Linked DNA regions of Homo sapiens: region 2 is linked to region 1. A link is a loop called in an ENCODE intact Hi-C map of the cell type or tissue named here. Cell type or tissue: breast epithelium. All regions are shown on one strand. Links, peaks and the distances in the headings refer to the core of each region. The heading gives the core; the rest is flanking DNA.

What was found. Hi-C counts contacts between places; a loop is a spot of excess contacts. Peaks named below come from ENCODE experiments on the same cell type or tissue, not always from the same donor. Only the 100,000 strongest peaks of a DNase experiment are listed, where the experiment ranks them.
Region 2: it touches region 1 in a loop (21-fold over the local background); 3 of 110 quality-filtered maps call a loop at or near these places.

What each region holds. Positions count from the first base shown.
Region 1 is chr7:155,750,237-155,755,637 of GRCh38, reverse strand. The region is part of intron 14 of RBM33 (RNA binding motif protein 33); the gene reads right to left. Among named protein-coding and RNA genes, the nearest start is that of SHH, 60 kb to the left of the region's middle. RefSeq lists enhancers at 1-716, 2,731-2,960. In breast epithelium, for the core only: no CTCF peak of the experiment used is centred there; no DNase peak of the experiment used is centred there.
Region 2 is chr7:155,364,335-155,369,735 of GRCh38, reverse strand. It overlaps BLACE (B cell acute lymphoblastic leukemia expressed), which reads left to right and starts at 1,803. Exons shown (of 6, transcript NR_103545.1): 1 at 1,803-1,927. LOC105375593 (a long non-coding RNA gene) reads right to left here. Exons shown (of 3, transcript XR_928236.4): 1 at 5,270-5,401; 2 at 4,346-4,556. In breast epithelium, for the core only: no CTCF peak of the experiment used is centred there; no DNase peak of the experiment used is centred there; H3K27me3 peaks cover 1,273 bases.

The DNA of each region.
Region 1 (5,401 bases), core at 148-5,147:
TTAACCCCCTCTATAGAAATCTCAACTCTTGATTATACCTATCAGACGCTAAGCAGCATTATTCTAGAGTGACAACACTTGACAAATTCCCCAACCATTTTTCTCAGCCTTTGTGGCCCTGCTAACTTGTATTAACCCTGATGAAAAATTAATTTTCCTTATCTTCTTCTAAACCCCAAAATCCAAATCCGCCAAACTGGCAACTCTTTCTGTAAAGGTATTATGAAAACCTCTAAAAGATTAATTGCATGTCTTCAGGTGACATTAAATTAATTTCTGTACTCATGACAGACATTTGATACTCCATACTGAGAGGACAGATAACATTGTCAGGACACACAGAAGGACAGGGGTGTAGTGTCCCAGGGCAGCCTCTTATGAATTCTCCTTTCGATAAGGCCATACTTCACTGTCACCGCCAATGTTGCTGATCTTACAGTCCAGAGACCTCACTGAACAGGTTTCTATTAACTACAACAATGCTGGGCCTATCCCTGTAATCTTTATAAAGCTCACTCAAAATGTGGACAATAAATGATATGCATGCTGTACGAAGTTTCTAAATATAAATACATTTAGGGCTTCTCATTTTTTTCTCTGAAGACTACTGGATTAAAGAAGAGGGGGTAAAAGAAAATATTAATAAACAGGCTCACATTCTCTTTCTTCTCTGCAATGAATTATCCTCATGAAATAGTAAGCATGCAAAACATGGGGAGCACTTACATCTAAAATACTGCCTATCTGGAACTAGGTCTACACAGGCAGAATTAAAACCAAATCCGTAAGGTTAGAGAGACCAGGTTGGACAGACCTCCTAACTACCAAGCTTCATGAAAGAAAAGGGTTCTCTTAGCACATGCATTTGACTTTCTAGTACGGTATGGTGAGAACGTGGCACAGTTATTCAAGTGCTTGCTCTCTCTCTTAACAGTCTACCTTTCTGACATTAGCTAGGCCTGGGGAGATCTTTAAAAAGCAAGATTAGCTGACCTTTGAAGGAACAAACCAAAGCCTTGAGCCTCTGAGGGGATCTCATACCCCAGGATTCTCCAATTTCGACAGCACAAATCTACCAGTCTAAAAAGTAAAGGATTACTAAAGTAAGCCAGGCACCTCCAGATGCTGTGGCTTATGAGGCAGGGTGTGAAGTCTAGCTCTTCCAGCCACACAGTCCCTCACAGAGGGGTGCAGCCCCAGGCTCTGAAAAGTGGCCCTTCCACCCTGCCCTGGAAGAGTGGCTCCAAAGGACCTGCTCTGTAGCACTGAGCAAGTTCTGCAGAACAGGTGACCAGGATCCTACCTGGGTAGGCTGTTGAAAGTTAGGGGAGGGAAGTTACCTAAGACATTGAAGAAAGCAGATTCCCCTTCTGGCTGGGGTGGGTGAGTGAGCTAATCCTGATTCCTAGCTGAAGGTGAATTATTTCTGACTCACCTGCTAATTTTACTCCCTAACATCATACCCCTAAAAAAATCATAAATTAATGAGTATGGAAATTCTTATGTGTTCAAAATGATTTATGTCCTCTAATGACCAATGGTCTATCTTGCCATGTTTAGAGGCCACATGATTAAGAATGCTTAAAAAGTAGTCTCCTTGGAAATTATCAATTCTGCCCACACTAAGACATTTCAAAGCTCTTAAAAACAAGTATTCATGCACAACTGTTTCTCCTCCAAAAGGAAGATGCTAGACTGTACGTCTTATCAAATAAGTGATTAATCAGGATTCTGTATGCCCTATTTTTCTTTCACTCTTTTGCTATTTGCCTGTTGGCCATTTTACCACTCATTAGCACCTTTAAACAAATGAGGTCAAACTCCACCCAGCCAACTTGGCAGGCATGAGGTGCCTGCCCCGCGCCTCCACGCTCCTCCCCTGCCCCAAGCACCTGAATGTGCATCTCTCGTGGCCCCCACCTCTGTGTCAAAAGCCATTTACACTCAGTCTCCCTTCCTGCCTAGTCTTCCCAGAACTGGCCTGTTGGAAATCCACCTGCAGCTCTGCCCTTCTCATGGGCAAGTTCAGACTGGGAACCCTACTTCTGAGTCGCTTCTATCTGGCCCCTCTCAGCTCCTCCTTAGCTCTGCTACTCATCCACTCCCAGGCGCTGCCAGAGATCATCCTAGGAAGTCACCTTCTGCCAGAAATCAAGCGACCAGAACAGCGGCATCCTCCTGTCCGGGACCTTAGAGGCTAAAAAACGTGGGTTCCCCTGAATGACACTCACAAGGTGGAGGCTCTGCCTTTGCATGGGTCTTCACCACAAACAAGTTACCACTGCAGATTTGCCACTTAACACAATTCAAACAGCAGCAAAACAGGATGTGAAATATCCCATTTTGCAAATCTAGAAAGGAGGACTTTCAGGAGGCAATAATAAATTTTTGCAGGAAATAATGCCCAGAAGAATTAGTAATGATTCATGCTTTTTGTCTTTTTCCAAATTTTGCTTACTTACTGGTATCATCTAAATGTCAACAGAAACAACTACTACTTTTATCATCAGAAGTACTGGGGAAAGGGGTAAGAACACTGCTAATTCCTCCTTTGCTATGCTTCAGTAAGAGAGTGCAAGCCATGTTGCCATTTTTAACACAGTATTTAAATATCTTAAACATTTATAATGTACCTGAAACTGCCTTACATCCTGGACACACAAAAAAAGACCAAAACCCCACTCAGGTAAGTAGCAGTAACATCAGGAGCCGGCTCTGAAAACACACGGTCAGATGAGAAGATCGGGCTGCAGAAGAGGAACAAAGAAAGGACGAACCAGTGTGCGTGGGAGCGGCCATCCAGGGAGGCGTCCCAGAAGACGACCCACTTGAGCTGCATCCAAAGTAATAAGTGGGCCAGAGGCATGAAACATGGCACCTCCAGAGAAGGAGCAGGAGTGACAGTAGCAAATTCTAACCCCAACCGAAGTGCTGAGGAATTTCCATGGGTTCTTAGACCAGTGGTTCTCACAGGGCGATGGGCGGCCTCAGAAGCATGTGATGCACGTTTCTGCCCAGCTCTCAACTCAGTGCTCAGCTGTGTCTCATGCCTTTCCATGTATCAACACTTAGGTTAGAACCTCAACAAAATTTGCAAATAATGACTGTCAATCTTTTGTTTGGGTTTATAGAGGATGAGGGACTCACTTTAAATATCTAAATAGTAATGTTTAATTCTTAGAACTATCAACTACAATAATTCAAAAAATGAAATCAAAATAGCAAAAATTACTTCCTAATTCCCACCAATGACCTATTTCAAAAAATACAGTACAAAAGCAGTATCTGTATGAGCCATTTTCCTTTCTTTGCAACTCACTGTAGAAGAATCAAAAATGTGCTGAGCGGGCCCAGAAGACAGGACAGACAAAAGCAGTGGGCACAACTGGCTCCCAGATCTCCACTCTAAGGACCTGGAGCTTCCAAGAAGCAGGACCAATTCCAGAGCCCATACAGAGAAAGAACAAGGTGAGCTCGAACATCTTCTTGCACCAGAAAGTGAGGACATGTTCCAAGAGTAATGGCAACAAATCAAAGGACACAGAAACCAGTTTAAAGGGGCTCTCACTGGTCAATCTGGTACAATTCTAAAATCAACATAAATAATGACAGTGACAGTTCATTGCATAAAGTAACAATTCATACACCCACACTGACATAAATAAATGAACAAATAGATGAAGGAGAAGTGTAAATTATCACAGCAGGAGCATGACAGCTAACAAATACAGGAGTGTTGGCATTAGAAAAACTTCAGTGCCTGCTAACAATAGTGAAAATTTGATCAGAAATGGGATATTTACATAGTCCCAATCGTCTCAAAGTATCTTCCTATAAATTACTTTACTAATTACAAAGGGTAAAACTGTAACATTACAGAGGAGAGACTTGGCAAACATCACTTTTACCCACCCGCCGCCCCATCAAAGTTAATCTTGTCAATATTGGACAAACCTCCCAACTGAATGCACTAAGAAGGACCCGATATCCCCTCTGGGGTGTTCCTGCCAAATATGGACAACCTGAAACCGATCAGGATGAATCATAAAATAACCCAAATTGAAGGGCATTCCCTCTGCTCTTTCAAAAGGTCAAGGGCAAGAAACAGCAGATTTAGGGGACACTATGAATATAATGCATGATCCTGGCTGGACCCTGAAAGGTGGGGGTTAGCTACAGAGGACATAATTGGTCCAGTGAATAAAATCTGAATATGTACTATGGATAAGATGATAGTATCAGTGCACAACAATTTTTATTTTTGATAATGTACAAATATGGTTTTGTAAGAGAGTATCTGTGTGCTGAATCATAACACACCATGTCTCCAACCTACTCTCAAAGGTTTGGGAAAGAAGGTTTTTGTGCATGCAAATGAACAAAAAGACAGACCAGGATAAAGCAAACTTGACAAAATGTAAACAACTGGTGAATCTGATAAAGAACGTATGAGAGTTTCTCCTACTGTTCTTAAAACTAAAATTATATTAAAACATTCCCTTTCCCACCTCCCCAAGCTCCACAAAACGGATCAGGTATATACATATCATTCCAAAAGTGGGAGTAACTTTTGAGAAGGTAGGAAGGGAAGAAATTTACAAATGCAGTCCAAAGCCATAAATGCATGATCCCACAAATAAACTGGGACCTTCGGCATGCAGCATTTTGACAGCCTTTTAAAAATAAAATACAAGAGCATCACAATTGGACAGCTGGCTTTCCTGCGGGGGCATTCTGTGCTGCTCCCATTTCTCTGTGTGGCCAACAGAATAAAGGACTGTTTACTTAATTTGCTGCCAAATTCTTAAAATTTTCATTAACTTGATTAGAATAAAGCAGCTGAATTGGTATTTGCTTTCATTTTCTTAAAGATCAATATAAACAGCCACTCCAAAAAAAAAAAAAACCATTTTCTTTTTCCTTCAACTAAAAGGGTGGTAACATTTATTGAGTTATTATCACATACTCAAGCACTGTACCACTAACTTTACATGATTATGACGTTTAATCCTTACAAGGATCCTGGGAGGAGAGTTGGTTCTCATTGTACTGATGAGGAAACTGGGATTCATTGAGGCCAGGCAACCAAGGTTACAGAGATGCAAAATGAAAACCAAGATGCAAACACTTCAAAGACTATACCATTCTCCCTAAATAGGAAGACAGAAACTGACCGCCTAAGGCAAAGAATTTCCCCTGGCACTTGTTTGTTCTAATTCCTTTTTCCTGTGTTTAATCACACAGACTGGTTTTAGATGACTATATAAGTTTACACTAAGTAAATATTTTATACTTTTTATATTTGCTGTTATTACTTGAATTGTTTTTCTGGGAATTATGTATAGGTTATGAACAAAATTATAATGTAACAAGGTTGTTCTTTTGGTTTCTTAAACACTGA
Region 2 (5,401 bases), core at 131-5,130, 390 kb after region 1:
AGCACTTGCTGTGGCTAAATGCTTACCACATCGGCTGAGTAGGGGGTGTGCAGATGGGGGAGTCCCACAGCCCCCAAAACCAGCTACAACATCCACGTTTTACTCAGACAAGGGGCCCTCAAGCACCACCTCATGCCGAAGTGCTGCTTCACGTGAATAGAGCTAGGATTCTAAGCCAAAAGGCCTTTCTAGAACTTTCTGCATGTACCAAAGAAGCTGCTTCCACCTCACTGCCTCCTTTCCACTGTTAGTGTTCTGCTGAGGCTTCTCTTGGGCTCTGCCTCTCCCTGCCCAACACCTGAGAAAGGCCTGATCAGTGCTGGAGGCACTGGGTGGCACCTCTCCTGCGGACGTGCTTCCCACGTAAGGCAGGTATAGGGAGACCTGCCTGTCTAGAAAGACATATGTTTACATGTCAGAGAGAAACACAACACCTGCACTCTCTAACCATTTCCTGAAAGACCCCTCTTGACACACCTTAGGGGCTTCAGGGCCACACTGCCTGGCACAGCTGGTTCCCAGTGTGGACCTGTCTCCACTGCCAGCCCCTGCCCCACCCTCTCCACCTGAGTCCTGATCCCTGGTGACCAAGAGAGGCTGTGCTGCTTCTGGCCTTCACAGTAAGCCAGATGGCCTGGGAAGCGAGACTCTCTCTGCCTCCCAGCACTCCAGGCTGCAGTTGCTGTTTCATCATCCATGGGTGTAAAACACCAAGCAAGTGACATGATACAGAATGACCTCCCTGTGCTGGCAGTGGCACCACAGAAACAGGAAGACTCAGAGCCAGAAGCTGCCTGCGCAGATTGCCATTATGGAGCCTGGGAAATCAAGTCCTAGAAAGATTATCTGTTTTTTTTTTTTTTTTTGAGATAGGAGCTTGCTCTGTCGCCCAGGCTGGAGTGCAGTGGTGTGATCACTGCTCACTGCAGCCTCTGCCTTCTGGGCTCAAGCAATCCTCTAGCTTCATCCTCCCAAGTAGCTGGGACTACAGGCATGCGCCGCCATGCTTGGCTAATTTTTTAAACTTCTTGTAGAGACAAGGTCTCACTATGTTGCCCTGGTTGGTCTTGAACTCCTTGGCTCCAGTGATCCGCCTGCCTCCAGTGATCCTCCCACCTCGGCCTCCCAAAGTGCTGGGATTACAGGCATGAGCCACTGTACCTGTCCTAGAAAGATTAAAGGATACCTCTACGTCTACCTCTACCTCTACCTCTACCTCTACCTCTACCTCTACCTCTACCTCTAACCTCTAACCTCTAACCTCTAACCTCTACCTCTACCTCTACCTCTACCTCTCCCCACGGTCTCCTTCCACGGTCTCCCTCTGATGCCGAGCCGAAGCTGGACTGTACTGCTGCGATCTCGGCTCACTGCAACCTCCCTGCCTGATTCTCCTGCCTCAGCCTGCCGAGTGCCTGTGATTGCAGGCACGCGCCGCCACGCCTGACTGGTTTTCGTTTTTTTTTGGTGGAGACGGGGTTTCGCTGTGTTGGCCGGGCTGGTCTCCAGCTCCTAACCGCGAGTGATCCGCCAGCCTCGGCCTTCCGAGGTGCTGGGATTGCAGACGGAGTCTCGTTCACTCAGTGCTCAATGGTGCCCAGGCTGGAGTGCAGCGGCGTGATCTCGGCTCACTACAACCTACACCTCCCAGCCGCCTGCCTTGGCCTCCCAAAGAGCCGAGATTGCAGCCTCTGCCCGGCCGCCACCCCGTCTGGAAAGTGAGGAGCGTCTCTGCCTGGCCGCCCATCGTCTGAGAGGTGGGGAGCACCTCTGCCTGGCAACCACCCCGTCTGAGAAGTGAGGAGCCCCTCCGTCCAGCAGCCACCCCGTCTGGGAAGTGAGGAGCGTCTCCGCCCGGCAGCCACCCCGTCCGGGGGGGAGGTGGGGGGGGTCAGCCCCCCGCCCGGCCAGCCGCCCCGTCCGGGAGGTGAGGGGCTCCTCTGCCCGGCCGCCCCTACTGGGAAGTGAGGAGCCCCTCTGCCCGGCCAGTCGCCCCGTCCAGGAGGGAGGTGGGGGGGTCAGCCCCCCGCCCGGCCAGCCACCCAGTCCGGGAGGGGGGAGGGGGGTCAGCCCCCTGCCCGGCCAGCCGCCCCGTCCGGGAGGGAGGTGGGGGGATCAGCCCCCCGCCTGGCCAGCCGCCCCGTCCGGGAGGTGAGGGGCGCCTCTACCCGGCCGCCCCTACTGGGAAGTGAGGACTCCTCTGCCCGGCCAGCCGCCCCGTCCGGGAGGGAGGTGGGGGGTCAGCCCCCCGCCCGGCCAGCCGCCCCGTCCGGGAGGGAGGTGGGGGGATCAGCCCCCCGCCTGGCCAGCCGCCCCGTCCGGGAGGTGAGGGGCGCCTCTGCCCGGCTGCCCCTACTGGGAAGTGAGGAGCCCCTCTGCCCGGCCAGCCGCCTCGTCCGGGAGGGAGGTGGGGGGTCAGCCCCCCGCCCGGCCAGCCGCCCCGTCCGGGAGGGAGGTGGGGGGATCAGCCCCCCGCCCGGCCAGCCACCCCGTCCGGGAGGTGAGGGGCGCCTCTGCCCGGCCGCCCCTACTGGGAAGTGAGGAGCCCCTCTGCCCGGCCAGCCGCCCCGTCCGGGAGGGAGGTGGGGGGTCAGCCCCCCGCCCGGCCAGCCGCCCCGTCCGGGAGGGAGGTGGGGGGATCAGCCCCCCGCCCGGCCAGCCGCCCCGTCCGGGAGGTGAGGGGCGCCTCTGCCCGGCCGCCCCTACTGGGAAGTGAGGAGCCCCTCTGCCCGGCCAGCCGCCCCGTCCGGGAGGGAGGTGGGGGGGTCAGCCCCCCGCCCGGCCAGCCGCCCCGTCCGGGAGGTGAGGGGCGCCTCTGCCCGGCCGCCCCTACTGGGAAGTGAGGAGCCCCTCTGCCCGGCCAGCCGCCCCGTCCGGGAGGGAGGTGGGGGGGTCAGCCCCCCGCCCGGCCAGCCGCCCCGTCCGGGAGGTGAGGGGCGCCTCTGCCCGGCCGCCCCTACTGGGAAGTGAGGAGCCCCTCTGCCCGGCCAGCCGCCCCGTCCGGGAGGGAGGTGGCGGGGGTCAGCCCCCCGCCCGGCCAGCCGCCCCGTCCGGGAGGTGAGGGGCGCTTCTGCCCGGCCGCCCCTACTGGGAAGTGAGGAGCCCCTCTGCCCGGCCACGACCCCGTCTGGGAGGTGTGCCCAGCGGCTCATTGGGGATGGGCCATGATGACAATGGCGGCTTTGTGGAATAGAAAGGCGGGAAGGGTGGGGAAAAAATTGAGAAATCGGATGGTTGCCGGGTCTGTGTGGATAGAAGTAGACATGGGAGACTTTTCATTTTGTTCTGTACTAAGAAAAATTCTTCTGCCTTGGGATCCTGTTGATCTATGACCTTACCCCCAACCCCATGCTCTCTGAAACATGTGCTGTGTCCACTCAGGGTTAAATGGATTAAGGGCGGTGCAAGATGTGCTTTGTTAAACAGATGCTTGAAGGCAGCATGCTCGTTAAGAGTCATCACCACTCCCTAATCTTAAGTACCCAGGGACACAAACACTGCGGAAGGCCACAGGGTCCTCTGCCTAGGAAAACCAGAGACCTTTGTTCACTTGTTTATCTGCTGACCTTCCCTCCACTATTGTCCTATGACCCTGCCAAATCCCCTTCTGCAAGAAACACCCAAGAATGATCAATAAAAAAAAAAAAAAAAAAAAAAAGAAGAGTTCCAAAAAATTTAACAGCATTTCCAGCAATGATTATTTCTGAAATAAAAAGATATGAAACATAATTTATACAAAACTAAAAAAAAAAAAAAAAAAAAAAAAAAGGATTAAAGGATCAACCATCAGGTCCCTAACCACAGACCCAAAGACGGAAGCCTTGGCAGGTAATAGTAGTAGTAATAATAATAACAATAACCCACAGCATCGCCAGGCATCATGCAGCTCTGTGAGTGCAGCCCCATAGCAAGCCCCAAAGGTAGATGCTCTTCTTCTTCTCATCTTACAGAGGCACCCAGGGGCTTGGTGACTTCCCCAAGGCCACACAGCCTGCTAACTGTGCTAAGTGGTGACCCGTTCCCTTGAATGGTAACCACGCCATCTGGCTCAAAACTACTGGCCAGCACTGCCTCTCACAGAGACTCCTGTCCCATCCAATGTGGATAAATAAGCATAGATAAGAGAGAGGCGGAAGGAAGGCCCAGCCACCCACCCAGCTGCAGAGTCCCTGCCTTTAATCCTCAGAACCTGCCTGTCCCTGAGGGCAGATGTAATGAAAGAAGGTTTGAATCTTCTAGTTTTATCTGAAAGGACACAGCTGGCCCTGAATGCCGTTCACCCAATAACCCACACGGGAGAGACTCCAGATGTTGTCTTAATGCCCGAGCCTCAGCTCCCACTTACCCTCTTTCCTGGGCTTTGATCGCATGAGTCTTAATCCCCGCTGGTGACCTGGCCTCCATCCACCTGTTTCCGTCCACTATCTGGGAAGGCAGCAATGCCAACCTCTTCGGAATTCTTTGGCCTAAACACCTGTTCCCATCAACGATTCCTGTTCCTGAAACCTCCTGCCTTCCCAAGGGATGGCACCAACACAGCTGGAGTGAGGCTGTCACTGCTCCCTCCAGCAAATGTCCCCAAATCATCAAAAAAAAGGAAAGCTTAGTTAATATCTTGCAATTAAAAGTCAGGAGATGTGTCTGCTTAATAACAAATTAGATGATTTCTTCCAAAGTGGACAAAATATGATTAAAAGTTGAGATTCTTATTACACATCGAGAAAACTTAGCTCCCTACAAAAACAAAGAGTTTTGCTGTAGTTCATTCCAAGGCTTTGCAATGCAAACAACCATGAATGAAGACTTAGGAGCCTGCCTGGATGGTGGCTCTGAGCATGGGCTAAGCCCCCAGCAGGCTGAATTAGAGCTTACTAGCTGTGTGGCTTTGTCCTCCAACCTCTCTGAGTCTTATTCTCTTCCCTCCAAAGTGGGGCAGGAATCATAACCACAGATGCTGGGATGCTGCACGAGAGAAACTCTTGGGGATCAATTCCTGTCACTAACGCTAGCTGCTCTCAGCCACTCTTCTCTTTAGACCTCAGCAAGACCAGCGGGGCTCAGTCATGCCCGTCTGTACCCACAGCTGTCAATCCCAGGTCGAGGGCTTAGGTCAGGGAGAAGATGAAACGAGCCCAAGGAGGGAGGAATAGAAATAGGGCCACGGGGCAGAGAAGCAGAAGGTGCTGGGGTTGGGAGGAACTGGTGCTGTGGTCCCCCCTTCAGCTCTTTCTTGGACAGACACTCAAGAGTGTCCCATGGGGATACCCACGGTGTGTCTGCTCCTGCACAGCCCCTCTGGATGCCGATAGAGTCGGTTTGACGTTTGACCTGCCTCACGGGCCTTGCTTCACTCTTCCTGCGCATCTGGCCTGTCCTCCGTGAGCTCCGCAGCCAGGGTGCA